Regions from separate parts of the Homo sapiens genome. Here region 1 is linked to region 2. The links are chromatin loops, found by intact Hi-C in ENCODE. Cell type or tissue: Caco-2. All regions are shown on one strand. Each heading gives the region's core, and the rest is flanking DNA. Links, peaks and the distances in the headings are about the cores only. Region 1 holds the start of LINC00316 (long intergenic non-protein coding RNA 316). Region 2 holds the start of LOC124905042 (a long non-coding RNA gene).

The links. Hi-C counts contacts between places; a loop is a spot of excess contacts. Peaks named below come from ENCODE experiments on the same cell type or tissue, not always from the same donor. Only the 100,000 strongest peaks of a DNase experiment are listed, where the experiment ranks them.
Region 1: a loop joins it to region 2, with 3 times the contacts of the local background. A loop is called at or near these places in 3 of 110 quality-filtered maps.

The regions. Positions count from the first base shown.
Region 1 is chr21:45,329,103-45,343,595 of GRCh38, reverse strand. It overlaps LINC00316 (long intergenic non-protein coding RNA 316), which reads left to right and starts at 1,606. Exons shown (of 2, transcript NR_103811.1): 1 at 1,606-1,771; 2 at 4,718-5,006. RefSeq lists an enhancer at 12,857-13,578. In Caco-2, for the core only: no CTCF peak of the experiment used is centred there; a DNase peak (open chromatin) is centred at 6,595.
Region 2 is chr21:45,433,334-45,447,826 of GRCh38, reverse strand. All of the region lies in intron 2 of COL18A1 (collagen type XVIII alpha 1 chain), which reads right to left. LOC124905042 (a long non-coding RNA gene) reads right to left here and starts at 9,468. Exons shown (of 2, transcript XR_007067909.1): 1 at 6,442-9,468. RefSeq lists enhancers at 5,085-5,594, 6,775-7,504, 7,505-8,234, 8,235-8,964, 12,749-13,598. In Caco-2, for the core only: a CTCF peak has its summit at 8,248 (motif pointing right); a DNase peak (open chromatin) is centred at 8,266.

The sequences.
Region 1 (14,493 bases), core at 4,480-9,479, 100 kb after region 2:
GTGTCCTTGCACACACACGTGCCTGCCAGCCTTCCCCACCTTGGCCTATGCGAGCGCCCACTTCCGAGCTCCCTGTTTCACTCGCTTGCTTGGTTTTTTTTTGGTTCTGCACCCCCTCCGCACCCCCAAATGAAACCCCATCCGGACAGGGACCCTGTCTTGCTCACCCGTGGATCCTGGGCACAGCAGGGGAGATGCTCCCCTGTGATTTCTTCCAGACGTGTTTGTTTCAGCCTCCGTGTTTGCATTTGCAGACTGCATATGGGGGAACGTGGGGCCCCGGCTTCCTGCGTTCCGTATGCATCTGCAACTGAGCTGGTACCACGAGTAAAGAGGTTCCCCGTGCCCCTGGTCTGCAATCCTGAATCTGTTGTGGATCAAGTGTCCCGTGTGCGTGTTTCTGGACCTTCCATCCCACTTCACTGACCACTGTGTGGCCTGGTCTGGACCTTCCATCCCACTTCACTGACCGCTGTGTGGCCTGGTCTGGACCTTCCATCCCACTTCACTGACGCTGTGTGGCCTGGTCTGGACCTTCCATCCCACTTCACTGACCACTGTGTGGCCTGGTCTGGACCTTCCATCCCACTTCACTGACCGCTGTGTGGCCTGGTCTGGACTCCTATAGCTTTGTGGTGGGCACTGGCACCTGGGGGCCGAGTCCCTCGCTTTGGTCGTCCTCAAGGTCGTCTTGCTGTTCTTGCCCCGTCCATTCCCACGTAAACTTTAGCTTGGCAACCCCCTACCCGCAACACACACACACTCACACACTTTGGCCTGGATTTTAATGGTGATTACATGGAATTTATAGATCAATTGTTGTGTTTGTTAACTTGTTTTTAACTTGCTTTTAATCCATAAATATATCATATCCCTTCCTTTATTTAAATCTTTTTTTTTTTTCTTTTTTTTCTGTCACTCAGGCTGGAGTGCTGTGGTGAGATCTCCGCTCACTGCAACCTCCACCTCCCAGGTTCAGGCGATTCTCCTGCCTCAGCCACCTAAGTACCTGGGATTACAGGCGCACACCTCCACATCTGGCTAATTTTTGTATTTTTAGTAGAGATGGGGTTTCACCATGTTGGCCAGGCTGGTCGCGAACTCCTGACCTCAGGTGATCTGCTCTCCTAGGACTCCTAAAGTGTTGGGATTACAGGCGTGAGCCCCCATGCCTGGGCTATTTAAATCTTCTTTAATGTACCTTAGTCAATGTTTTGCTGTTTTTGGAATATTTTACTGAACAGTTACTAGGTAATTGATGGGTTTTGATACTACCAAAATGGTATCATTTAAAAATTCTCATTTTCTAATTATTAGTTGCTGGTCTGTATAAAGATAATTAATTTTTGTATATTTAGCTTGTATCCAGTGTTGTTGCTAAATTTACTTTTTAAAAATAACAGCTTTATTAAAATATAATTCACATACCATACAGTTCACCTGTTTGCAGTATAGAGTTCAGTGCTTGTTAGTATATTCACAGAATTGCACAACCATCATCGCAATCAATTTTGGAATATTTTTATCACCCTCCCCCACAAAAAGTACAACAAGCAAAAACCTGTACCAACACTAAATTCATTTTTCATCCTAACACTCACCTAGAGATTATTTTGGATTTTCTACAAACACAATGCACTTCCTGCCGTGCTTGTGTTGGGAAATCTGCCAGAACCCACAGGAGGGAAAGTCTAATGAAAGCACGCGCCTGCTGGAAAACGAACCGGGCTTTTGAAAAGAGAGGGGCTGCGTTTGTGCTGACACGAGCAAGGTACAGAGAGATCTAAATGCATGGTATAGTGCGTGTGTGTGTTGTCCAGAATGGCTAATTCAAATGTTCATTCTAACCTTAGACGTGGATTGAGAATTAGGCAGATGTACACAGAAATGAATTAGGACACTCAGGCTACTTGGGAATTTTGAGTGATTCCAGTACAAGCTCCTGAGGGCCTCATCAGCAAAGGCATTTCTGAATGCATCCTCTTCTCCTCCCCAAAGAAGAAGATTAAATGTGCCAGGTCTGTAGGGAAGGTCAGCAGGGGTGCTTGTGACCAAGCCTGCGTCCCCTCACCTGTACTGCTGGCAGGCCGGGCCCCCAGGCAAATCCTAGCGTCCGACTGGATCAACTGAGCAGAACAACCCTGAATTAGGCTTCTGCCCCGAGCTGGGGGGAGCCAGCCACAGAGACCCCGGGTGGGAAAGCTGGACCAGGCACGAGCCTCCTTCTGTGGGGGGCTCAGTGGTGGCTGCAGGGGTCATTCCCAGGGGTCGGAGGCATCCACCCCAGGCAGGAGCTGCCTCCAGGTGACTTGAGCAATGAAGAGAAAAAATTCTTTCTGTGTCAAAATATGTTTCTGTGTTAGCCTAAGGTAAACTGAGAGAAAGAATCCCAGTTTAAGAGAATGTCTGCATAAGTAAGGTTCACAAGTGTATCTCAGAGCTTGTGATTCTCTGGGGAAAATGTCATAACAATGTAGGAATCCTCGTTTAGACAAGTTTGCCCATTTTATAACTTTGGTACACATACTACTATAAAATTTCAAGTTTTAACACTGAAAATTAAATTTCCGAGGGTGGCAGGTGAACAATTTCCTCTGAGGAGAGGGAAGAGCCACACTCGATAATTTCTTTTCTGCCTTTCTCTCCTTTTCCCTGTCCTGGGACTTCCAGAAACTGCGGGAGGTGGGGCCAGAAGAGAACAAGGATCTGAAAAATGCTCTCACTCTAACTCCCGCGTGGCATGTGTGAGCCAGTCTTAGCTTTGGTTTGCACTTTCTGAAAAGAAGGAATGATGTCGAAACCTTAGTTTGAGAGATGATGGATTCCTGGGTGGAAATGAGCAAACGGAGGGATGGATGGATGATGGACGGATGCATAAATAGATGGATGGATGGATAAATAGATGGATGGATGGATGGATGGATGGATGGATGGATGGATGGATAGATGGATGGGTGGATGGATGGATGGATGGGTGGGTGGATGGATGGACGGGTGGGTGGATGGATGGATGGATGGACGAGTGGGTGGATGGATGGATGGACGGGTGGATGGGTGGATGGATGGATGGATGGATGGGTGGATGGATGGACGGGTGGGTGGATGGATGGATGGATGGATGGATGGATGGATGGATGGATGGATGGATGGATGGGTGGGTGGGTGGATGGATGGATGGATGGATGGATGGATGGATGGATGCAGAGGAAAGAGGCACTGGCATCGGTCTCCACGTGAATTCCAGCCAGCAAGACTACAATGCTCCTATGAGACCAAACTGTATTTTGAATTAAAGTTTCCATATTGAGGATAAGCTTATGCTCAGAAGAAAAATCACAGCTTCTGAGCGACTGGTCTGTAAATTGGCAACAGCATGAAGCAGATAAGAGAATACGCTCACTATGGACATGTGCCCAGACACAGAACAGTGGCTAGTTGTTAAAACATTTCCTTCCAAGGCTAATATTTTCAGAAGGAAAAATATAACAAAGGTGATTACTACCACATTTAAATCTCTGCAAGGCCCCGTTTTATTTTTAACCTGATAAAAGGGACCACAACTAGTGGATCCATGTCATGACACACTTGTCAAAACCCATAAAATGTTCGACACAAGGAGTGAGCCCTAATGTGAGCCGTGTGTTCGCGCGACTGATAATTGTAACAAACGCAGCACAGGAAGCAGGATGTCAGTCGCAGGGGAGCCGAGACACTGGGGCTCCCTGGACCTGAGACTCAGTTTTTCTGTAAACCTAAAACTGCTCTAAGTAACAAAGTCCACTAATTAAAATGTTTAAAAAGGAGCCAAACCATGCTTCTTCTTTAATACATCTTATATGCTTTTCCTAATAATAATATGAATCATTTTAAATGTCCGATTTGGAGATTTTCATATCGTTTTTGAAAGACTGGGCGTTTTGGAAATCCCCTGTTGGGTCATGTCATTACCTGAACAGCTCATTAAACGTTTTGTGAGTGACTCTGACACACACGATGGGTCCCTTGTCATTCATAAACGGGATTTTATAGAAGCATTGATTATATCATAATGTTATAAAGGCCTATAAAATTGCTCCTTAACCTGAATTGCAGGGTGAAATTTAAGGGCAAGCATCTCTAATAATATCCATGTGGAAAGCTATTGTATTTTGATCTTATTTCATTATAGTTTCTGACATTCTCAAATGGCCTTTGCACTTTGTAGGAATAGGGCATTAAGAAATAAATACCTGGCCGGGCACGGTGGCTCACACCTGTAATCCCAGCACTTTGGGAGGCGGAGGCGGGCGGATCATGAGGTCAGGAGATCGAGAGCATCCTGGCTAACACGGTGAAACCCCATCTCTACTAAAAATACAAAAAATCAGCCAGGCATGATGGCTGGCACCTGTAGTCCCAGCTACTCAGGAGGCTGAGGCAGGAGAATGGCGTGAACCCGTGAGGCGGAGCTTGCAGTGAGCCAAGATTGCACCACTGCACTCCAGCCTGGGCGACAGAGCGAGACTCCGTCTCAAATAAATAAATACCTGAGTGTCTTTTAAAAATTAGAATTCAACACCAAATTGTGGGTTATTTAAAAAAAATATGTTAAAGACAAATTCCCTTGACCTGGGCGTGTCTGTTTCTTCTCTGTGTTGGTCACTTCACATCAGCTGTAAACACCAGCGCTGTTCCCTGACTATTCTGAATATAAAGACACCTTTTTCTCTCTTCTCAGAGACCTGTATTGCCTTAACACTCCCAGCAATGACCACCTGCAAGCTTGCGCTGCGACTCCCGTCCGAAGACATGCGGGCCAGTATGAGCGGAGAGGTTCCCAGCACCGTCACAAGACCCTGTGCTATTATTTTAGACTCACCTGTGGCTGTTGACAACACCACACACATGAAATGATGCTCACCAGAATCAAAATACTCAGCTAAACAAAGAATTGTGTTGGTCATGAAATTATTACCAGGAGGGATAAAACTCCAGGGTGAGCCATTAAAGAATCTGAATTCAATTCATTCTCATGTAAGATGTTGGAGCTAGATTTACACCTAGGCGTGTGCACCCACCAGGTCAAAGTCTCACTTCTGCCCTTTCCCTGCCACACCCAGCCCAGAACCATCAGAGGGACAGGCTGGTGGGGACTTGGGTGCGGACGGGAGGTCGTGCCAGTTCAAGGGGTCCCCATGGTCAAGTTGTGGCTACCTGAACACTGAAAGAAAATGAAAATCATAGTTACTTAAAATAAACTTATTATCTAAAAACTGCAAACCCCCAGTGGTACACAAAGACAACTCCCTTTTTTCTTGTCTAATTAATAGTACTAAACAGAGGCCAATTGATTCAGTACAAATGCTGCTCACTTGAGCTGTGTTTTGATTGTCTTTTCTTTTGTTTTTTTTGAGACGGAGTTTTGCTCTTGTTGCCCAAGCTGGAGGGCAATGGTGCAATTTCGGCTCACTGCAACTTCCGCCTCCTGGGTTCAAGTGATTCTCCTGCCTCAGCCTCCCAAGTAGCTGGGATTACAGGCACCTGCCACCACGCCCAGCTATTTTTTTGTATTTTTAGTACAGACAGGGTTTCGCCATGTTGGCCAGGCTGGTCCTGAACTCCTGACCTCGGGTGATCCACCTGCCTTGGCCTCCCAAAGTGCTGGGATTACAAGCATGAGCCACCACGCCCAGACTGTCTTTGCTCTTAAAAGGTGCAGAAATCTGCATTCGTTTTCTGGGGCTGCTGCAACACTGTTCCACAAAACTGATGGCTAAGAACAGAGGTTCTCTCACAGATCTGGAGCCAGAAGTCCCAGATCAAGGTGTGGGTGGGGCCGTGCCCCCTCCAGAGGCTCTGGGGAGGATCCCTCCCGCCTCTCCCAGCTCCCAGCAGCCCCCAGTGTCCCCTGGCCTGTGCATCACTCCAGTCTCTGCCTCCATCTTCATGTGGCCTCCTCCTTGTGGGTCTGTGTCTGTGTCCACATTTCCCCTTTTGGTGATGACACAGTCACATTGGATTACAGCCCATCCTAATGAACTTGATTTAACGTGATTAAATCTGCAAAGACCTTATTTCCAAGTAGGGTCACACACACAGGTATGGGGGTGTAGGGCTTCAGTGCGTCCTTTTTTGGGGGGAGGGGACACCATTCAACCCATAACAAAATGTGTCTGTGTGTGAGGCTGACTCCGTCCCTGTGAGCACAGGCTCCCCTGTGAGACTTTCTCCCCAGTTTGGGGGCTCCTAACCGGTCAGTGGTGTATTTGCTATCCATTGTGTCCTAACAAAGCACCCCAAGTTTAATGGCTCACAACAACCTACAATAAACCTTCCTTATCCTCACAGTTCCTCTGAGCCAGGAAATCCAGCACAGCTTAGCTGGGCGCTGGGGCACAGGGCTCTCATGAGGCTGCAGTTGGATGCCTCTGGGGCCACTGTCATCCGAGAGCCTCCCCAGGGCTGCAGGGTCCAGGTCCAGGCACGTGGCTGGCACACTAGTGCTGCTGGTGGCGGGAGGCCTCTGTTCTCCCTCTGAGACCCATGGCTGGCCCATGGCTGCCTGGGCTGGCTGGGCTTCCTTCCCACCCCAGGCAATGTCGTCAGCGGACCATGAGCTCAGCCGCTGCCACCTAGGGTTCCTTCATTCTCCTACAGTCTCCCAGAGAGGAGGGGCCGGCTCTTCCTTCTTTGCTCCTTAGAGCCTTCCTGTGACTTCTGCAGCAAGGTTTGTGCAGACAGCAGGGTTTGTAGGTGTACCTGTGGCCAAGCATTTCTCATTTTTCTGGAACTTTAAAGTACCTGGAAGGTTTTTCTTTTCTCTTCCCAGGTGTGGAAACCACAGAATCTTCTGTGCTCTGTGCCTGAAGTGTGGGCAGGCTGCGCCATGGCACCCAAGGCAGTTTTCCTGGAAACCAAGATGCCGTGTTCCAGATTTCACTGTGAACCAAGGCAGTGTGCAGGGGCCTTGGATGAAGCTCCCACTCCTGCCCATTATTTTGGGAGTCGAAGGGCCTGAGGCAGGGGCCAGAGATGAATGCTGGTGGCTTACATCCCAGCTCAGGAGCTCCGGAAACCAGAGAGGTGTCGTGGAAACTGTGGGCCACTTGAGGCAGCAGGAAGAGGTGCTCCAGGATCTTGATGAAGTGAAAGCAACTCCATGCTCCCTGCAGGCTGGTGGGGAGCACATGGGGGAAGCAGGGACTGTGTACAGCAGGGCAGGTGTCCCCTCCTACCCCTCCAGGTGCCCTGGGCACCTCTCCCCACCACGCTCTGCCCAGGCTGACCCTGGGGCTGGCACAGGCTGGGGAGGGTGGGTTTGGCCTCGGGTATTGGCAGTCCAAGGTCGGGGAGGGCTCCTTCTCGGCAGGTGCACAGGCAGCCTGTCTCCCTGCACTAAGGCTCCAGGGGCCCCGCCCTCACCTCACCCTCCTGGCGCGCTCCAGCCATGGGCTCGCTTTCTCCCTACTCCCTGCTCCACCGTTGCCAATGGTCCCTCCATCAACGTCCCCCTGGAGCTGCCTGAGGTTGCTCTGCTTCCCGGACCCTGGGCTCTCTCTGGGACCCTGCTGGCCCGAGCCAGCCTCCTCTCCACGCTGGGGATGCAGTTACACCTGTTTCTTTGACGGCTGCCTGGTAGAGTCACATTTCACCCCCGGCACCCTGTGGCACCTAGGAGGCCCTGCAAGCCCCTTTTGGTGACCTGGGGAGCCTGGGCTTCCGGCTGGGTGGTCTCTGAGGGGAGGAGCCTGGTGCACCCTGGATGGAGGGGAGGAAAAGGGGCGGCCTGGACATATCCACCAGGACTGGGCCTGCCTGTGATGCCAGTGTGGCCCTGGTTCTTCACCGAGACCCATCTCCCCAGGCCAGGGGTGGGGCCTCCCTGGACTCCCCTCCTCGCCCTCCAGGGACGGGGGCTGACACTCCTCACACACACGTCTACCTCAGAGTCTGGTTTCCATCCCTCGCACACACCGTAACCCCCCCAGGGTTATAGGACAATTTTGAACCTGTGAGGACCCAGCTCCTCTCCATGGGGTATGTTTGGGAAAACACAGGCCCAGAGAGGGGGCACAGGCCCGGGGAGGGGGCACAGGTCTGGGGAGGGGGCACAGGTCTGGGGAGGGGGCACAGGTCTGGGAGGGGGCACAGGTCCGGGGAGGGGGCACAGGCCTGGGGAGGGGGCACAGGTCCAGGGAGAGGGCACTGGCCCAGCGAGGGGGCACAGATCCAGGGAGGGGGCACAGGTCCGGGGAGGGGCACAGATCCAGGGAGGGGGCACAGGCCTGGGGAGGGGGCACAGGTCCAGGGAGAGGGCACTGGCCCGGCGAGGGGGCACAGATCCAGGGAGGGGGCACAGGCCCGGGAGGGGGCACAGGCCTGGGAGGGGGCACAGGTCTGGGGAGGGGGCACAGGTCCGGGGAGGGGGCACAGGTCTGGGGAGGGGGCACAGGTCCGGGGAGGGGGCACAGATCCGGGGAGGGGGCACAGGTGTGGGGAGGGGCACAGATCTGGGGAGGGGGCACAGGTCTGGGGAGGGGCACATATTTGGGGAGGGGGCACATGCCCAGGTAGCACAGGCAGCTGAAGGCCCAGTGGGACCCTGACACCTGATGGCAGAAAACACGAAGGTGACAGGCTGGCACCATGGCCCAGAAGGGCCCCCAGCCCTGCCTTCACCTGCAGGCCAAGCTTCCCCCCACTAGCCACCCCCACAGGCCTCTCGGCTGGCATGGGACACAGAACAGAGTGTTGACAAAAACCAACACAAAGGCAGCAAAGCTGCTGGCCAAGTCTCAGTGACTGTGAACGGATACCAGGGTAACAGTGAGATGTGTCCACACTGAAGGGGCTCGGGAGTGGGAGTGGAGCCCTGGAGGCCCCATCTTTGCTGGGAAGGGCACGGGGGAGCATGGCCCCCATCATGAGCAGAGACGGAGAGGAGAGCTCGGACTCCTCACTCCAGGGAAGGCACGTGGGTGCCCCACACTGCACCTGTGGGACTCGGCCACACCAGGAAGACCAGATGCATTTACCTAGTAATCAAGAAAGGTTCACATTCAACCAACCAGACACATCATTTGAAAATTTAGGGGAAAATACTAAAAGGAACCCAAAGACAGATAAAGAACAGCACTAGTGAAGACAGCAGGAGGTGGGGACTTGGTCAGATGAAGGCCTGGCTCTGAGGCCAGTGCAGTGCGGGGTGAGGCAGCCCAGAAACGCCCGGGAGCTGCCACAAGCAGACACTGAGGGAGGGAACCGTTCCCAGCCATAGCTTTCTTGGCACAACATAAACGAAGAAGCTTTTGAAGCCTGCAAGACCCACGACCTTCTCCAGTCAAAGGCCGCTGACATCTGCTCCATCCATGGAGGAACCAGACCCACAGGTCACAGAAACCATGGCCGAGCATTTGAAATGATGAAACTCTTCCCCACCAGTTCATTGTTTCTCCAGGGCAGGGGCCTAGAAGTAGAATTTCTTGGTTGAAAAGATGGCATCTTTAAAAACTATCATGTAAGAACAACCCTAACTGTCTTCCCCGCACCGGCAGCCGCCTGCCTCACTCACTCATCCCCACACTGAAGGCTTCCGAGCTCCTTCGCATTGGAAGCAGTTCCAGACGCTGGGGATCCATCACCACACAGCAGGGGGAAAATCCCTGCCGTGCAAACACACATTCCAGTAAGAGACAATGAGACAGGCTGCTGGGTGCTGGTTAGGAATGTGAACGGGGTTGTCAGAGGGGCCTCACGGAGAAGACCCTGAGAAAAGACTGGAGGAGGCCAGGAGCCAGGGAGGCCTGTGTGGTCGGGGAAACAGCATCGCAGGCAGAGGGAACGGCGAGGCAAAGGCGAGTCAGGTCATGCCCGGTGTTCCAGGATGGAGAGTCCATGTAGCCAGAGGGTGGGGAGGGAGGAGAGGACCTCAGGGCGGGAAGTGGGTGAGTTGGGAGCCACCCTGGCGGGTCTGCCAGATCCTAACAGGGTCACCAGCCTTCTGGCTCAAAAGCCAGCTGTCGGCCAGAGAGCAAGCTTTGGGGGCTTCAAGAGGGGTGACATTGGTGTCTCAGCCCAGCTCAAGTGGGACAGGCCGGCCTGGCTGACCCTGGGGTGTCTTGTCTGTCTGAGCCTCGTCCCCGCCGCCACCCTACACATCGGATGCACATGTGGACAGTGATGACTGATGGGCCTTTGTGGAGTCTGGGCTCTGCACAGGGGCTTGCTGGTGAGGGAAGATGCGGGGACGGAAAGGAACCCGCTGTTGGTGGGAATGTGCCCGGGTCTCATGATAGTCTCTCATCTTAGTCCTGCTGAGCCACCCCTCCTGGCTGTTCCCATGCACCACAGGGCCCCTGGACTCATGTAGACAGGAAGACAGGGGCACCCGCCACGGAGAGGAATGGCCCAAGTCTGTCAATGCTCTCCAGGTAGCAACACGTTGATGGGAGGGCGGGCTCCTCAGCCCCACTCATGGCTGACCCAGTAAAGCAGTGGCAGAAGCCAGTGGCTGAGGGCGTGTCTCAGGTGTGCATGCGCTGGCTGGGAGCTGGTTTTTGTTCCTCCAGGGGCCCCGTGGGCTGGTTTCCAGTCTCTAAAACACCTGGGACTCCAGATGGTCTCCTCTTACAGCATGGGTGGACACTAAGGGGGTTGTGGGAGGCTTGAGAGATGCAGAGGAGAGAGCCTGCCAGACCCAGAATCCCCACTGTGTCTCCTCCTCGGTGTCAGAGGATCAGCTGTGTGCGTACACAGACATATATGCACAGACACACGGATGCACAGACACACAGACGCACAGACACATGGATGCACAGACACAGTGACAGACACACAAGCACACAGACACATTGACACACATACACAGACATAGAGATGCACAACACACAGATACAGACACACTGACACACACACACATATGCAGAGACACACGGATGCACAGACACACGGACGCACAGTGACAGACACCCAAGCACACAGACACAGACACAGACACACAGATGCACCAACACACAGATACAGACACACTGAGACACACACACAGACACACTGACACACACAGACACACAGATGCACAGACACACAGACACACACACACAGTGACAGACACACACACAGGCACACAGACACAGACACACACAGACACAGAGATGCACCGACACACAGATACAGACACACAGACTCACAGACACAGACACACTGACACAGATGCACAGACGCACACACACAAATACCACACATGGGCACACACACGGCCCTGAAATTTAGGGAATTCTAAGAAAGATTTTTAAATGTTTATTTTATTATTTTCTTTTTTCAAATAGATTTTTGTTCATGTAAAACCTGGAAATGGCTTTAAAGCGATTTGGGTTTTATAAATAATCCTCACTGTAAATAGTGCAAGGACAACATGAAACGTTTCCAGGAGGCAGCAGCCCCTGCCCCGGCCCTCCCCCTGCCCGCTCTCAGCCCCTTCCCCCTGCCTGCTCTCAGCCCCTTCCCCCTGCCCTCCCACTGCCTGCTCTCAGCCCCTGCTCCAGCCCTGCCTCTGCCCGCTCTCAGCCCCCTCCCCCTGCCCTCCCCCTGCCCCTCTCTGGATAGTTGGCCCCCGAGGGTGGGTGCCTGGCCTGCCAGCGCTTCCTCCTTCACTTAGGTCCCTCCTGATGTCCTGTGGGGGCCACCCCCCACCCTATCCGCCACGTGTGTCCCCTCCCTCACTGCCCACTCTTGGCTAAAACCACAGTCACTGCTTGTCATGGCTGGGCCTTGTACACACAGCATTCCCCTAATCTTCCAGCCCGACGCTGCTCTCTGGAGGCTCAGCCTCCTCCTTCCAGGACACGACCCCCGCCCTCTGCCACACTCCACAGCGTGCTGAGAGGGCCAGACCCATTCCCCATGTCTTCCCACGGGGCAACCCCTTGGTGGGCTGTGGGCCTCCCATTCTGGGTGGTCCTGGCCCTGCCCTTAGCCAGCCTGGCCTCCCTGGGCCACCCTCTGCTGAGCGGCTGCCCCCGCCAAGGCTGAAGCTGACCCCGGCCTGACCTTCTGCCTTCGGAGCTGGTCCCGCTGGCTCACGGGGTATGGCCCACGGGGACAGTGGGAACCGGGGGTCTCAGCATTCCTTCCAAAGATGCACAGCCCAGAGTAGAATGAGGTGCTCCTCTCCAGGGCAAAATTAAAGCAGGGAGCAGGGGGGTGTTCCAAAAACTCACTCATCAGAAAAGCGGTATTTTAATGCAATTCTTTTTAAAACCAGGAGTAACGCAAAAAATATCGATGACAAAAAGTCAAAATAAAAAAGGACATTCTTCTTTTCAAAAGAAGTCTTGTTTCTTTCCAGTTCATTTTCCAAAAGTCTGAGGTGGTTCGGGGCTGCCCTGGGTCCCTTCCCGTCCTCTGCCCCCGTGCGGGGCTGTGCCGTGGACGGAAGCCTCTCGCCAACGCCCAGCGGCTCCATCCCGAAGGCCCGTGAGGCTCCTGGAGCGGCTCCACCTCCCCTCCCCTTTCCCACAACCCCTCCCTCCCCATCTTGAGACCCTCCACCCTAGCAGAGGCCTCACCTCGGAGCTCCTGACCTGATGGGAGTCCACCCTCTCCCCCGCCTTGGCCAGCACCCCCTGCCCAGTTTCACCCAAAGTTCCCACTCCGCCCCGTGCGAGTCCTTTCCCCTGGGGCTGAGACAGAGGACACCAGGCAGTGTTTGAGGAGCCCCCTTCTGTGGATACCTCCCAGTGGTTATGTTGGGCGAAAAGAAGGAAAAGGGTTGGGAAGAAGCCAGTCAGCTGTCCAGTGCCCTGAGGCCTGACCCCCTCCATCCTCAGGCCCTGAGTCCTGACTGCCTCCACCCTGAGGCCCTGAGTCCTGACCATCCTCCACCCTGAGGCCCTGAGTCCTGACCATCCTCCACCCTGAGGCCCTGAGCCCTGACCCCCCTTCACCCTGAGGCCCTGGGCCCTGACCACCCACCCTGAGGCCCTGAGTCCTGACCATCCTCCACCCTGAGGCCCTGGGCCCTGACCCCCCTCCACTCTGAGGCCCTGGTCCCCGGCCTGGCTGGGCCCCCGAGCAGTGAGCAGGGCAGCAGGGCGGAGTGAGCAGGTTCCCCCAGGTGACCATCAGGTGACGCCTGGTCCTGGGCACCCTGCACCCTCTGTGCTTGGCCAGTGGTCCCTCCACTCAGCTCTCCCAGGGGCCCGGGCTGACCCTGGCTGCCCTAACCATGTCGGTGTATGGTGCCCGAGGGCTCAGGCCAGACAAGTGTCTACCAAGGGCAGCAAACGCTGGGGCACCTGGCCCGAGGCCACAGGAATAAGCAGCCTCCCGCAGAGCCTGGCATGTTGGGGGTTGAGTGCTCTCATCTCCCTGTTTAATGATTTCCTCAGCAAACACATCCTCGGGATTGCTCAAGGCTGAGGTCACTGTTCAGCTCAGCTTCCCGGGAGCCTGTGAAGACATTTGCAAAAGGGTCCACTGAAAACAGCACGGGCTGGGCTGCCAGCAACCCGGTGGGTGGGAGGGCAACCTCCAAAAAACCCTCCGGTCAGAAAACAAAATGGCAAAAAGACGTCTCCTCTGGGGGCCCGGTCCATAACAGATGCGCCTTTGAAATCCTGGGCCAGGCGTCTGTCCAGAGCAGTGAATTCTCCAAGGGAAGGCGGGGTTAGGATGCTGCACCCATCCCTGGTGGAATTCCAGGTGGAGCTGGGAAGAGCATTGCTCCCACCCACAAGAAAAAAGCTACAACTGCATGTCAACAGCGCGTGATCCGTCCAGGAGCCCGGAACCAACCTGGAAGAGGCGGGTTCCTCTGCGGGTGGGACCCTGGGCAGGTGCCCGGCCAGATCACCGTGTCAGCTGGTGAGAAGTGTGAGCTGGGGATAGTCAGCAGACTGCGGCCTGGGATGGCTGCTGGGCGGGGTGGAGATCGTGAATCTCCACCAAAGGGGGACCTGCTCACTCTGCCCTGCTCATCTGGCCCCAGAGGGACCGGGCTCTTCCCACAGTACTGGCTGAGGGAGGGGCACCCTCCGGGGCCACGGAGCCCAGGGAGGCCCGGGATGCCAGGACGTGGAGACGTGTGCTGTGAGCAGCGCACCTGGAGGAGGGGCCGGAGAACGCGGAGCACACCTGAGCCCAGGCCCACGGTGGAGGATGTCCCTCTGGGCTCTGCAGTGGGCAAGGCCAGGAGAGCTGGGAGGGACAGGTCTCTCTCTCTCCACCCCCTCAGGAGGTGAAGCCCCAGGGCCAGGCAGAGACAAGCACAAGTGCGGCTGGAGCAGCCTGAGGGTCGCCGTGGCCACAGCAGACATCAAACCAGGGGACTCCTGCAGGGCTGGGCTCAGCCCCATGGTAAAGGCAGGCAGAGGATGGGGGCTGTTAGGGGCTGAGCGGTGTCCCCCAAATCCATGCATCAAAGCCCTAACAGCCAGGACCCCAGAAGGTGACTGTATTTGGAGACAGCTTTTAAAGAGGTGATTAAGGTAAAATTCAGTCCTTAGGGCAGGCCCTGAT
Region 2 (14,493 bases), core at 5,848-10,847:
GAGGGCGAACCAAAAGACCTCAATGTGCTCTATAGGCTCTAAGGGAACCATCCATGCTCTACCCAAAACAAAGCAGATATTTTCAAAGACTCTAAGAAGTTCGAGAGCCAAGAGGTCCCCCGATTTTGTTCTTCTCCAGGATTGCTTTGGCCATTCTGGGTTCCTTGAAATTCAATTTAAGTATTGGGGTCACTTTGACAATTTCTATAGCCAGTGGGGATTCTGGCAGGAGTTGTGTGGACTCTAGTTGATTTAGGGAGTATTCTGTCTTCCAATCCATAAACATGGGATAACTTTCCATTTATTTAGATCTTCCTTAATTACTTTCAATGTTGCTTTGTAGTTTTCAGAGTATAAGTTCTTGTTGATGCTGTTGTAAACAGATTTTTCTTTCTTAATTTCATTTTTGGATTGTTCATTGCAAAATAAATACAATAGATTTTTCTATACTGATTTTATACCCTGCAACCTTGTTGAGCTCATTTATTGGTTCTAATAGTTTTTTTGTGGATTACTTAGAAAAAACTGTAATTTTAGAGGAACAATAAAAAACTTTTTAGAGGTTAGAACTTTTACTTTTAAATATACATATGATATATGATATATATGATATATGATATATATATATATAAGATCTGGCCTCTAAAAATACAGTTTTACTTGTTCCTTTCCAATCTGGATGTCTTTTATTTCTTCTTGCCTAACTTTCGTGGCTAGAACCTCCAGTACAATGTTAAACAGAAGGCGCAATAGGGAACGTCCTTGTCTTGCTCCTGATCTTAGGAGGAAAGCATTCGCTCCTCCACCACAAGCACGGTGTCAGCTGTGGGCTCTGTCACAGATGCTCTTTACCAGCTTGTTAAGTGTTTTTCATGAATGGTGTTGAATTTTGTCCAATACTTTCTCTGCATCTATTGAGATGATTGGGTGTTTTTAATATTTTATTCTATTGATATGATGTATTACATTGATTTTCAAGTGTTAAACCAACCTTGAATTCCTGGGATAAATCCCACTTAGCCATGGTGAATTTTTTTTATATGTTGCTGGATTTTATTTACTAGTAGTCTACCAAGGATTTCTGTGTCCATAATTCGTAAGATAAACTAGTCTGCAATTTTCTTTTTTTGGCAATGTCTTTGTCTGATTATGGTATCAGAGTAATATTGGTCTCATAAAATGAATTGAGAAGCATTTCCCACTCTCCTAGTCTTTTGAAAGAGTTTGTGAGAATTGGTTTTAATTCTTTAAATGCTTGGTAGAATTTAGCTGGGAAGCTCTCTGGTCCTTGGCTTTTCTTTATGGGTGTTTTTGGATTACTAATTCAACCTCTTCACTTGTTATATATCTATTCACATTGTCTATTTCTTGTTGAATCAGTTTGAGTAGTTTGCACCTTTCTAGGAAATTTTCAATTTCATCTGCCATCTATTTTGTTCATAGTATTGGATTAGAAAAAAGTCAAAGGACTTACATTCCCAGTTTTAAGACTTACAATGCGATGGTAACAGGACAGTGTGGGAGTGGCGCAAGGACAGACACACGCATCGGTGCAGTGGAACTGAGGGTTCTGGAATAAACTCATAACCTACGGGCAACTCATGTTTGACAAGAATGTCGAGACTGTTCAGTGAGGAAAGAGCAGCCTTCAACAAACGGTGCTGGGCCAACGAACAGATACACGCAAAAGGGCGAAGCTGGATCCCTACTTCACACCACATGCAGCTATTAAAATTTTTATTTTAGCTCTTAAATAAAAGAGCTAAAATAAAAAAACTTTTGAAGGTTTTCTTTTTCATAACCTTGGATTTGGCAAAAGATTCTTACATATGACAGCAAAAGCCCAAGTGACAAAAGAAAAATAAATTGGACTTCGTAAAAACTTAAAAGTTTTGTGCCTCAAAGGACACCATCAAGAAAGTGAAATGACATCTCACAGAATGGGAGAAGATATTTGCGAATCATATATGTGAGGAAGCACTTCTATCTAGATGATGTAAAGAACTCATAAATCAACAACAAAAAGACAATAATCCAACTAAAAGTGGGCAAGAATCGGAATAGACATTTCTCCAAAGAAGAAATACAGATCGCCAAGAAAGACAAAAAAAGATGTTCAACATTATCAGTCATCATGAAAATGCAAATGAAAACCACAAGACACTGCTTTACACCCAACATGGGCTGGAAACAAAAAGTCAGAGAAAAACAAGTGATGGCAAAGATGTGGCGAAATCAGAACTCCCAAGGCTGCAGGAAGGGACGTGAGATGGTGCAGACACTTGGGAAAGCAGGCTGGCGGCTGCTCAAATGAGTAAACACAGTTACCATAGTCCCAGTGATTCCACCTTAGGTATATACCCGAGAGAAACGAAGACACACGTCCACACTGAAACTTGTACACAAGTGTTCACAACAGCACCGTTCATCACAGCTAAAAGGTGGACACCGCTCAGAAGTCCACCAAATGCTGAATCCATAAGCACAGCATGGTGCCTCCACCTGGTGGGACATTATTCAGTGACAGCAAGGAATGAAGCCCTGGGACAGGGTGCAACACGGACGAACCCGGAAACCACAGGCCGAGGGGAAGAAGCCAGACAGAAACGACCACACGTTCCATGGTTTAATTCGTATGGAAGCTCAGAAGACGGAACCCAGGGACAGAAAGGAGATGACCGGTGGCCAGGACTGGAGGGAGGGAGGGCGGCGGAAAGGCTTCTCTCTGGAGTGATGAAATGTTCCACGGTCGATGGGGATGATGGTGGCATAGATTTTTGAATATACTGAAAACCACTGGATTGTACACTTCGAGTGAATTGCACGGAATGTGAATTACATCTCAATAAAGCCATTCAAAACAATCAAGGGAGACCCACATCACATTTTCCAAACCACGCAATCCTTAATGCTGCTTGATTTCTTATTAATTCCATTTTGAGTGAGATTGATTTTTTTCATGTATTTGATGAAAGTTTTTCTCTTATAAATTCCTGTGCTTTCAAACTCATTTTTAGAGGGGCTATATCAACTTTTAAAAACTAGGGTATGGACACGGAGTCATCTTTGCTGCTAATGTTGGTTTTCAAACCTAGTACCAGCATGTTCGAGGAGCACGTGGCTTCCTCCTAACACGTGGAGTAGTGTTTCCTCCCTGGCTCACAGCCTCCACTCCCCGGAGCCTCTCTCGCCCTGCACGACCCAGGCTCTCAGAGCTGCTCTCGTGCTGGCCCCCGGTGCTCGCAGCTGGCATTTATCGAGGGCTCCTCTGTCCACAGCACTGTGGAACCACCCTCCATGCACGAGTGAGCGTGCACCTCACAACTATCCTGGCATGTGCATTTTACAGCCAGAAAACCAAAAGTCCGGACGACCAGCTGACCCCAGCCCTACGCCTCACCACAACCCCGCACATCACCCACACGAGCACAACGTCCTTCATTCACTCTGCACATCCCACACCTCACTACACCCCTGCACGCACCTCACTACACCCCTGCACGCCACCTACTCGGGCACACGGCCCTTCATTCACTCCACACGCACACCCGTGCTCCTGCTGCAAGCCCAGCCTGCTCGCAGCACTGAAGATGCGCTGGAGAACAAAACCTGGCACAAAGTGAACTTAGAGGTGATTTCGGGAGGCAGGAGGTACCATGGAGCGAATGTGTCACATGGGAAAGGGTAGAGGACGCCACGGGACGACCACGCCAGGCCAGGATGTGCAACGGGGAAGGGGCCGAACAGAAGACAAGAGAGAGCGACAGCGTGGCAGCCGGGAAGCACGTTCCCCACAGAGGGACACTGAATTCTTGCGTGGCAACATGGCCCCCCAGTGGTAGGGCCAGACACCTACTCGCCCTGTGACATCCTGGCCACCCAAAAGAGGACAGGCAGTCCTGGCTGCCACTGGGAGGACGGTCCCCTTCCTAGGAGTCTGGAGGGCCACCAGATGTCCAGTGTCCCTCGGACGCATCTAGGGGATCATGCAGCAGGCATCTCTCCTTAGTGCTGCAGCTCAGCTATTCCTCTCCACCAGCAGAGCCGCGTAAAGGGGCACGGGGCCGCATTGCTCTCATAAAGACTCTTCACCAGGAAATTGGCACTTGATTTGTGTTTTCACGGAGGCCTCCCTGGGGACCCGGCTGCAGCCCGGGATGTGACAGACAGGTACAGGACCACCCAGAGGCTTCACTTTTCGCCCACGTGGGAGAAAAAGGGCCGCCTGTCGGAGAACAGTTCAGCACAGTCCACACCCCGGGACCTCCTAGGTCCCGAGAGACCACAGTGCAAGGAGGGAGCCCTTGGCCGAGGCTCCTAGCTCTGGGTGGCCAGTGGCAAAGCATCTCCACCACCGGGACTCTGCTGCGATGCCGAGCTGGGCTGTGAGGGCCAAGGAGGAAAGGCACGGGCGGCCTTTCAAGCTGGTGAAGGCCCACTTGGTTTTCAAGGGTTTACCAGGTTGCTCCTTAACTGGGTTTTCTCATGGAAGGCCCCAGGGCAGGCTCACACAGCCAGGTTCCCATGGGGCTGCCAGACCTACCCAGACCCCAGCTGTGACAGCCACACTTGTGCCGGTTGGGGCCATGGGGTAAGCACCTCCCAGGCACCAGGACCTGTGCTGGATGCAAGACCCAGCTGTCCTCCAGGAATCCACCCACACCAGCACCGCCGCCCACACCAGCACCGCCGCCCACACCAGCACCGCCGCCCACACCAGCACCGCCGCCCACATCAGCACCACCACCACCCACACCAGCACCACCACCGCCCACACCAGCACCGCCGCCCACATCAGCACCACCACCACCCACATCAGCACCGCCGCCCACACCAGCACCGCCACCCACACCAGCACCACCACCCACATCAGCACCGCTGCCCACACCAGCACCACCACCGCCCACACCAGCACCACCACCCACATCAGCACCGCTGCCCACACCAGCACCACCACCGCCCACACCAGGACCTCCGCCCACACCAGGACCGCCGCCCACACCAGGACCTCCGCCCACACCAGCACCACCACCGCCCACACCAGGACCGCCGCCCACACCAGCACCGCTGCCCACACCAGCCCCGCTGCCCACACCAGGACCGCCGCCCACACCAGGACCTCCGCCCACACCAGCACCACCACCGCCCACACCAGGACCGCCGCCCACACCAGCACCGCTGCCCACACCAGCCCCGCTGCCCACACCAGGACCGCCGCCCACACCAGCACCACCGCCCACACCAGGACTGCCACTCTTGGGCCTGGGCGTGCTCATCCGAAGGGGTCCGGCCCTGCTACTACCCGGCGACAGAGACTACGATGTCCAGGAGTGGAGGAAGTGGAGGCAGAGGCTGACAGGGCAGCGCCTGCCCAGCTGACAGAGGTGAGGGTGGGCTCAGGGGCAGGGACACCCATGGTGAGTGAGACACATGGGTGATGTGCAGCCAGAGAGTGAGGGGCCCTCCCCACAGACACGACGTGTGCCTCTGTGGCTTCACGGTTTTCATCATGCTCTGCAGTTACAAAAATAAAACTCACAGGTGGGATTTAAAGGAGAAAAAGCAAGGCACGGGCACAGAACGGGCAGGGTTTCCTCACGTGCACCCTGTGCACCGGTGGTATCCAGTCATGGCCAGTGTCCAGGCTCAAGGCTGTGGCCCCACAGCAGCTACGGTGGGCAACAGGGCAGCGCCACCCACTCAAGGGCACAGCCGAGCTGCAGGACTGTGCAGTCAGGGCAAATGGGCCTCCCCGCAGGACTGCGTGGATGAGGGCGAGGTGACCTCCCCTGGGCTGAACCCCACACAGTGACTGTGAGAAGCACACAAGATGCACAGTCCTCTCCCTGGAGTGAGGGTCCCAGGGGGTCACCAGGCCTGTGCTTTGGCAGGGAGACCCCGAGACCCCATGGACCCTGTGCTGAGGGCGGCCTCCCGTGGCCTTGGGAGTGGCATGGGGAGTCCCTCCTTTATGGAGAGAGCCGTGTTCCCAGCAGCGTGCTCCATCCTTTAAGGACATGGGACATTTTCTGCTGGAAATAGTTGCATATCAGAGGTGGGCGTCTGAGGGGGACAGGTGAGAGCTGACCCGGCGCCATGCCATAAGCTGGCCCTGCTCAGAGGAGACCTGTTGGCGTGAAGAGCCAGCGGCAGAACATGGGAAGCTCACGGCCGTGTTCTGTAGAAGGCGCCGGCTGGTGAAGCAGAGATGGCAGATCACGGAGAGGAGCAGGGGGAACATGAACAGCCCGGGACGGGAACCATGGCCAGAGCCACCGGGCAGCAGGACTGGAGGACCCGGTGGGGGCACCTCCAGGCCAGGAGCTGGCAGCCCTCGAGGTGGGTTCAAGCGTCCCGAGGCCTGGAGGCAGCTGCTGGGGCAGGTGGGGCACCTGGGATGGGCATGTGGGGGTTTTATGATTTAACACAGGAAAACTCTACCTGGGCATCTGTGCTGTCCCTCATCTTCTGGGGACAGTAGGGGCAGCGTCTTGCCCCATTGCTTCCCCCTCTCCCAGTACAGAACCAAAATAAGACCTCGATGAACCCTGAAGGGCAGCAGGTGGAGGAGCGTGTGCCAGAAGTAGAGGTGAGGGACCAGGGCCACGCAGGAGCAGCCTCTGTGTGTAGGGGAGCTGTGGTGTCCAGAACCTGCAAGACCCCAGGTCTGGGCAGCTGCAGCAGATTCCGCCCATAGTGGGGAGATGGGAAAGTCTGTTGTAATTCCCAGGGCCATGTGAGGCGGTGGGCAGAGCTTGGAGCGGAAAGGCGGGTGTCCCCGGGGTTTGCATCCCGGGGGCAAGCAGTGAGGTCTCCATCAGCCTCGGCACAGCGAGAGAACTGCTGAGCCTCCTATGAGTGAGCGTCCCGTGGTTCCCACGCACGATAACGTCCTAGAAGTGCTGATCTTGCCCCCAGGTTCCAGCCCTGCTCCCAAGTTCAGATCACCCAGGGTGCTGGGAAACCTCACCCTGCCTGGGCCCATGGCCAGGGGCCAGTTCCTAGCTCCAGGTCTGGGGCGGAGTCCGGCATCGACATTTCCAAAAAGCTTAGACACGATCCCCACGTGCAGCCAGGGTGTGACATAAACCCCCGCAGGCCCTGACTGCTTCCGGGGAACGTGGTTCAAACCCCAGCAGGCCCCGACTGCTTCCGGGGAACGTGGCTCAAACCCCAGCAGGCCCCAGCTGCTTCCGGGGAACGTGGCTCAAACCCCAGCAGGCCCCGACTGCTTCCGGGGAACGTGGCTCAAACCCCAGCAGGCCCCGACTGCTTCCGGGGAACGTGGCTCAAACCCCAGCAGGCCCCGACTGCTTCCGGGGAACGTGGCTCAAACCCCAGCAGGCCCCGACTGCTTGCGGGGAACATGGCACGGAGGCCCAGGACCTGGAGCCAGGGGTCAGCCCTGGGCAGGGCCTGAGGAGCCCACCCAGCAACTCCCAGTGGACCCCTGGCAGGCCTGAAGCACCCGCTTTCCTCACAGACAGCAAGGGGCAGCTCTGGACCCTCTCCGTGGGTGGGCAAGAAGCTAAGGGGCTGTGAGAGCCCAGGGAGGCCTCTGCTTCTGAATCTTGCAGAGCTTGGAGAACGCAGCAAATTCCAGCGGGAGCCTGTGTGCACAGGTGAGGAAGCTGAGCTGGTGCGGAGCAGTCACACAGCCACAGCCACAGCCGACGTTCCGACCCCGCAGCCCTTGCCCTTACATCCCCGAGCGTCGGGGGCTAGGCCGGAGACGTTTGCCCCATCATCGGAGGACCGGCCCCTCCGCCCATGCGGCCCACGGCCTGCCAGCCTCCGCTGGCGCTTTCTGGGTGCTGGCCCCACAGAAGGGGTGGGAGGTGCGGAGTCGGGGCACCAGCGCGCAGCCCGAGATTTCCCAGTTTGCTTTCGCTCAGGAAGTCATCAGACAAACACTCCCATCTCCCAGGCCTAGTTCCCACTCCTTGCTACATTCACAGCCGGAGACTGTAATGGACTTCACAGGCTCGCACTGAGCACTCAGGGGCGCAGAGAGCGGCATTTCCCGAGCATCTTAGAGGCCAGGCTCTGTGCTTGGCGCCAGGACGAGCTGCACTTCCAAATCCAAACCCTGCTTGCTGCACGCGCCCAAAGCCGCCCAGGCTGGCAGCAGCTCCGGGCAAAACACGCTCTGAACACGGCCGCAGCTCGCAGACCCGGAGGCCCCGCGCACAGGACTTGGCCCAGGACGTCTGGAGCCCGCGCGACGCGCTTCCGTCAAGCCAGGGACCGGCCGCCAGGGGGAGCCAGAGGCCCAGGCATTTCTCAGCAGGCACCGAAGTCCCAATGGCAACTTTCACCAATAAGTTCACTTTGCTCTTGGTTTCGTCGGACGTTTTTATGATGAACGTAACGCACACGTTGCGATACGTAAAGGCCTAGAAAGTAAAAGGTCATGACCTCTCTGCCCACCAGCCCGTGACCGGCGGGCGCCCGGCATCCACACGGCCTCTGCTCACACGCACACGAGGCACGCACCAGAGGAGCCGAAACGGAACGCGCTGCGCCCTCCGCGCCCCTGGACCACGGCCACTCGGGCGGTCCAGGCCTGCCTGGGGTGCTGCGGAAGAGCAGGCCCCTCCCACTGTGTTCTGTTGCGGAAATGACCAAGGAACACGTTTGCTGATTACAGCACTGTACATAACAGCAACAGATAGGTTTTCTCGAATTAAAAAACGTTAAGTGTAGTTTTTAACAGACACATAAGGGTCACATTTGTGGGATGCCTGGTGGGGTCAGATGCGGGTGATGAGCGTGGCCTGCACCTCCGACAGCCTTTCTTTGCGCTGGGAACGGCCCTGCCAAATTGCCATGCAAGTCCCTAAGCACGTCCTGTGGCTTTCGGTATCCATCTCCACACAGACCCACAGCAGCCCCTCGGCCCCCACCGGCCCCCAGACCACACCAGGGAGCCCCGGGTCGCCATCTGGAATGTGCCTCTGGATGCCAAGTCACATGTGGGCATCTAACTTCACTTTCTTCCTTCCGGCTGCACAGACAGACCTGCTAACGTGTCTAATAAGCCACTCTGCCTGCAAGGATTAGATGCGCCTTTGTCCACGTGCTGTGGAGCTTGCGTGGCCCTGGCACCCTGCAGAGGCGTCCTGAGCCTCAGTGGACTCCCGTCAGAGTTGAACAGCCATGGAAGGGCTCAGTGCAAATGGGGTCTTAGCCTCTACAGCACACACTCCCTCTCCACTGCCCCTTTCCCTTTCCTGCCCTGAACACCAGCCCTGCAGAGTAGCCCAAAGCCCTGAGAAGGGCAGGCCGTGCAGCCGGCAGGAAAAGTAAACCCAACATCGAGAAAACAAGGATGGGTGCACAGTGTGACCGGCACTCCGTGCCCAGGCACCCAGGGATGAGCTCCAGAGGCCAGGTCCGGGGTCCCCTGCCCAGCCCTGGAGTGTGAGGGTCTGAGTGTGTGAGTGTGTGTGTGTGCAGGAGAGTGCCTGTGTGTCTGAGTGTGTGAGTGTGTGTGTGTGCAGGAGAGTGCCTGTGTGTCTGAGTGTGTGTGTGTGCAGGAGAGTGCCTGTGTGTCTGAGTGTGAGTGTGTGTGTGTGCAGGAGAGTGCCTGTGTGTCTGAGTGTGTGAGTGTGTGTGTGCAGGAGAGTGCCTGTGTGTCTGAGTGTGAGTGTGTGTATGCAGGAGAGTGCCTGTGTCTGAGTGAGTGTGTGTGTGCAGGAGAGTGCCTGTGTGTCTGAGTGTGAGTGTGAGTGTGTGCAGGAGAGTGCTTGTCTGAGTGTGAGTGTGAGTGTGTGCAGGAGAGTGCCTGTGTGTCTGTGTGTGAGTGAGTGTGTGTGTGCAGGAGAGTGCCTGTGTGTCTGAGTGTGTGAGTGTGTGTGTGCAGGAGAGTGCCTGTGTGTCTGAGTGTGTGTGTGTGTGTGCAGGAGAGTGCCTGTGTCTGAGTGAGTGTGTGTGTGCAGGAGAGTGCCTGTGTGTCTGAGTGTGAGTGTGAGTGTGTGCAGGAGAGTGCTTGTCTGAGTGTGAGTGTGTGCAGGAGAGTGCCTGTGTGTCTGTGTGTGAGTGAGTGTGTGTGTGTGCAGGAGAGTGCCTGTGTCTGAGTGTGTGAGTGTGTGTGTGCAGGAGAGTGCCTGTGTGTCTGAGTGTGTGTGTGTGTGTGCAGGAGAGTGCCTGTGTGTCTGAGTGTGTGTGTGTGCAGGAGAGTGCCTGTGTGAGTGTGTGTGCAGGAGAGTGCCTGTGTGTCTGAGTGTGTGAGTGTGTGTGTGTACAGGAGAGTGCCTGTGTCTGTGTGTGTGTGTGTGCAGGAGAGTGCCTGTGTGTCTGAGTGTGTGTGTGCAGGAGAGTGCCTGTGTGTGAGTGTGAGTGTGTGCAGGAGAGTGCCTGTGTGTCTGTCTGTGAGTGAGTGTGTGTGTGCAGGAGAGTGCCTGTGTGTCTGAGTGTGAGTGTGTGTGTGCAGGAGAGTGCCTGTGTGTCTGAGTGTGTGTGTGTGCGCAGGAGAGTGCCTGTGTGTCTGAGTGTGTGTGTGTGCAGGAGAGTGCCTGTGTGAGTGTGTGTGTGTGCAGGAGAGTGCCTGTGTGTCTGAGTGTGTGAGTGTGTGTGTGTACAGGAGAGTGCCTGTGTGTCTGTGTGTGTGTGTGCAGGAGAGTGCCTGTGTGTCTGTGTGAGTGTGTGTGCAGGAGAGTGCCTGTGTCTGAGTGTGAGTGTGTGTGGAGAGTGCCTGTGTGTCTGTGTGTGAGTGTGTGTGCAGGAGAGTGCCTGTGTGATGCTGTGGTGTGAACAGCACACACCCTCACCTGCAGAACCTTGGCAATAGAACCCACCTTCACTATGTACAGGAACGGATGCAGACAGCAGAAGCCCCAGCCACAGCTCCTGCCACAGCCAGCTGCTCCCCAGCCAGGGCCCCGCGCAGCCCGGCTCGCCCCTAGCCAGCCCCTCCCTAGCCAGGGTTCCCCCAGCCATGGCTGCCCCCCAGCCAGCAACTCCCCAGTCACAGACCCCCAGGCACGGCACTCCCCCAGCCACAGCTCCCCAGTAGCCACAGCTCCCTCCCTCCACAGCTTCCCCGCCAAGCCACATCTCCCTCCCATCAGGGACCCCACAGCCACGGCTCCCTCCTTCTAGGGCCCCCCACCAGCAGTCCCCTGAGCAGCCTCAGCTCCCTCCCCACCAGACCCCCTCCCCCAGCCTCAGCCCCACCCCAGCCACAGTTCCAGGGCTGCAGGGGTGGGGCACTTTCCCGCCATCCAGTCCCATGGTCCCCTCCCCAATGGGAGTTCCATGTGGCCTCCACGTGGCCTGAGGCACAGGCGCCCACAAAGACGACTTTTTTGCCGAACCGAAAGCCCTCTCCTTCCAGATAGAGCAGGAAGTAGAATCTCCACTCCCCAGCTTTAAAATCACAAGAAATGAAGGAAGTCAGGAAAATGAACACAGATTCACAATGGGGCGGCGGCACAGTCCCTCGTCCCTGCCCAGCTCACGCAGGCTTCTGCCCACTGCACACGCTGGATGGGCCCCGGGTGAGGGTGGCTGCTTTGCTGTGACACTGCTGTACAGCTCACTCATCCCTGGGCCTGGGACCTCCTGGCTGAGGGTCTCCTCAGCCCAGGGGCCCACCATCAGCTCAAGGAAATCAAGGGCTAGAATCACTGTCACCCACGTGGGCATTCACCAGAGGGATGGCAGCCCTGTAGGTAGGGTTTCAAATGAGCCCCCTTTAAACATGCTCTTGCTCACAGAGGATACTGTCTGCAAACGCTGCACATTGTGCTGGCTTTATAAACGCACCCAGAAGATGAGCCTGAGGCCCCAGTGTCCCCCTTGCCGACTGCAGTGGGCAGGAATTGGCCACCCTGCCTGGGCCATGGACCCACAGCTCTGCTGTGAAGGATAGTGGGTGAGGCTGGGACCCCAGGGTGCATCTCACAGGGGCTCAAGAGAGGGGCACACGGAGTTACTGATGGGAAGAGCATTTGTTCATAGGTGTCCCAATTGACAGACCCACGATCCTGAATGCAGAGGAGGCCGACACCCTCCGAGCAGACCTGTGCCAGGGAGCGCCGGGGGGACGTCCAAGGGGCCCATAGGTACTCGGGATGCCCCAACATGCCTCAGCCCACGGCAGACCCTTCACCCTATAGGACTCCCAGCTCCCCATCCACCCAGCGTCTACCCCAGTGGGCAAACGCTCACTTCCTGCTCCCTGACCCCACCTCTGCCCCAGCCAACCTCTGACTCCCTCCCGGACTCCCACAGCCTGGCCCTGCCCGTGCCTCCCACCTGACACATGGAGGCCGAGCTGGGGCTCAGAGGGTGGGTGCTCCCCAGCCCCCAGGGTCACTAAGAACGGGCTGCCCATTCCTGGTGGGTCTGTGCTCAGAGGGAAGGCCAGGACTCCATGGCCCAGCTGAGCACCTACACTGAAGGGGCTTCTGAACCCAGACCTAACCAACCCACCCATGGACCAAACAGCTGGAGGTCTGCAGGAGGTCTCTGATGGGGACGCCCCCACTTCCTCCTCCTCCCTCCGCCCACCCCCACCCCACCTTCCTCCTCTTCCTTCCTCCCTCCCCCCACCCCCTTCTTCCTCTTCTCTCCTCCCGCCCCCACCCCACCTTCCTCTCTTCCTCCCATCGACCCCCTACCCACTTCCCAGGACTCACACCTGCAGTGCGGCATCCCGGCATCCCTATATCTGTCCCCAGGAGGGCGGGTTCACCCCACCATCCCCACCTGCACCCACAGAAGAATGGGGACCAGGGCTGCGAGAAAGCAGGACAGTGGCTTTCCTTCAGCCCTTGGTGCTCCAGGGACAAATCCCACTGAGCACGTCCCTCAGGAAACCATGCAGGGTCAGAACCAGCCCCCGGCTTCCCCTCTGACTGGGCTTTCCCGACCCAGGCTCTCAAGCCACAGCCTGTCAGCATCACAGGAACCAGGGCCTGGTCTAGGACCGGCTGTTCAAAGGCCCTGGGTCACCCCTCACCAGAGAGACCCCAGCACAGCCCAAAAGAGAGAAGCGATGCCCCTTTCCGGGAAGCCCGGCTCTGGGGGCTGCAACCCACCGGGACCCCCGCCAAGACGTGGGGGAGCCCCCATCTCCCCACTGCCAGTCAGCCCAGATACATCCACGAACCACCTGCATATACAGTCTTTGGTTAGGAAGGAGGTGGAAGTGGAACGTCCAGATGCAAATTCATTCAGCCTCTGCCACCCTCTGAGGAGAAGATGCACTGGGTTCTTCTCCATGATTTTTTAAAGGCTGTTGTAACAGCCCTGCTTGTACATGCCAAGCCTCTGAAGCTCACAGAGCCACGGGAAGCCCTCACCCCGACTCAGGCAGGGAGTCCCAGCCTCTGGCCTGATGCTCAGAACTGCTGCAAACCCCCCCGGAGAGAGCAAGGAAAGTAGGTCTCATGCACAGACTCTCTCACCTGGACCTGTTAATGGCTGCCTGGGGGGTCAGATGGGAAAGGTACCTGGTTTCTGAACTGAGAACAGAGGTTTCAGGAGCTCCTGCGCCCGTCCCAGCACGGGCCGCCTGTCCCCGAGGGCAGAAATGCTGTGGCCCTGCACCCTCTGGTCAGATGCTTCTGTCCTGCCCTGCCACAACCCCCTCCTGCAAGAGCTTGAATATCACCACCCCCCGGTGAAGCCACTGCCTCTGGGTTTCTGGATCATGCACCCATGAGCCACAGGAGCACAGGCTTGCACAGGAAGTGTCTGCTCACACACCTGGCCCATGCACCTGCTCACACACCTGGCCCATGCACCTGCTCACACACCTGGCCCATGCACCTGCTCACACACCTGGCTCATGCACCTGCACACACATCTGTTTGGCACCTGAGCCCCCAAAGGGTGGGTGTTCATTCCCCTCCGCCCCTGATGGTCTCTTTCCCACCGTGCACAAAAACTGGGGTTCCTGGGGGGCTCACCTGACACCACCTGGCTCCTGGCACCTGCTCAGTGCCCCTCAGCCTGTCATGCCATGCCACAGCCCCTCCCCTGGCCAGTGCTTTCAGTGAACCCATTTGCAGGGGAGAAAAACTGAGGCACAGAGAAGACACATGACCCAACAGTCACACGGCTGGCCAAAGAGATGCTGCCTGTCAGTGTAAAGAAAATTATCGAATCCCACATGGGACCAAGAGCTCAGGAATGTGAGCTGCTGGGGGCTCCAAATGCCATCCAGCTCATCTCCCCCAGGGGTGACTTCAAAAGGTGTTCTTGCAGGAGCTCTTCTCATAGGACAAGCCCAGCTCACAGGGGCCACGACAGCCACGCGAAAGGAGCCTCCTTGCAGGCCCTGGGCCGGCATCTGTTGGATCAACCTGAATCCACCCGAGACCTGCAAAGTCCCTGGTATTTTCTTGGTGCTCTGTGGCCCTGCTCACCTTCCAGACAGAACTACTACCAGGCACAGGCACAGACGCACACAAAGACGACCAGAGAGGCTCCCGGGCTCCACTCTCATGGAGCTGGTCCAATCCACACACAATGGGTACTAGC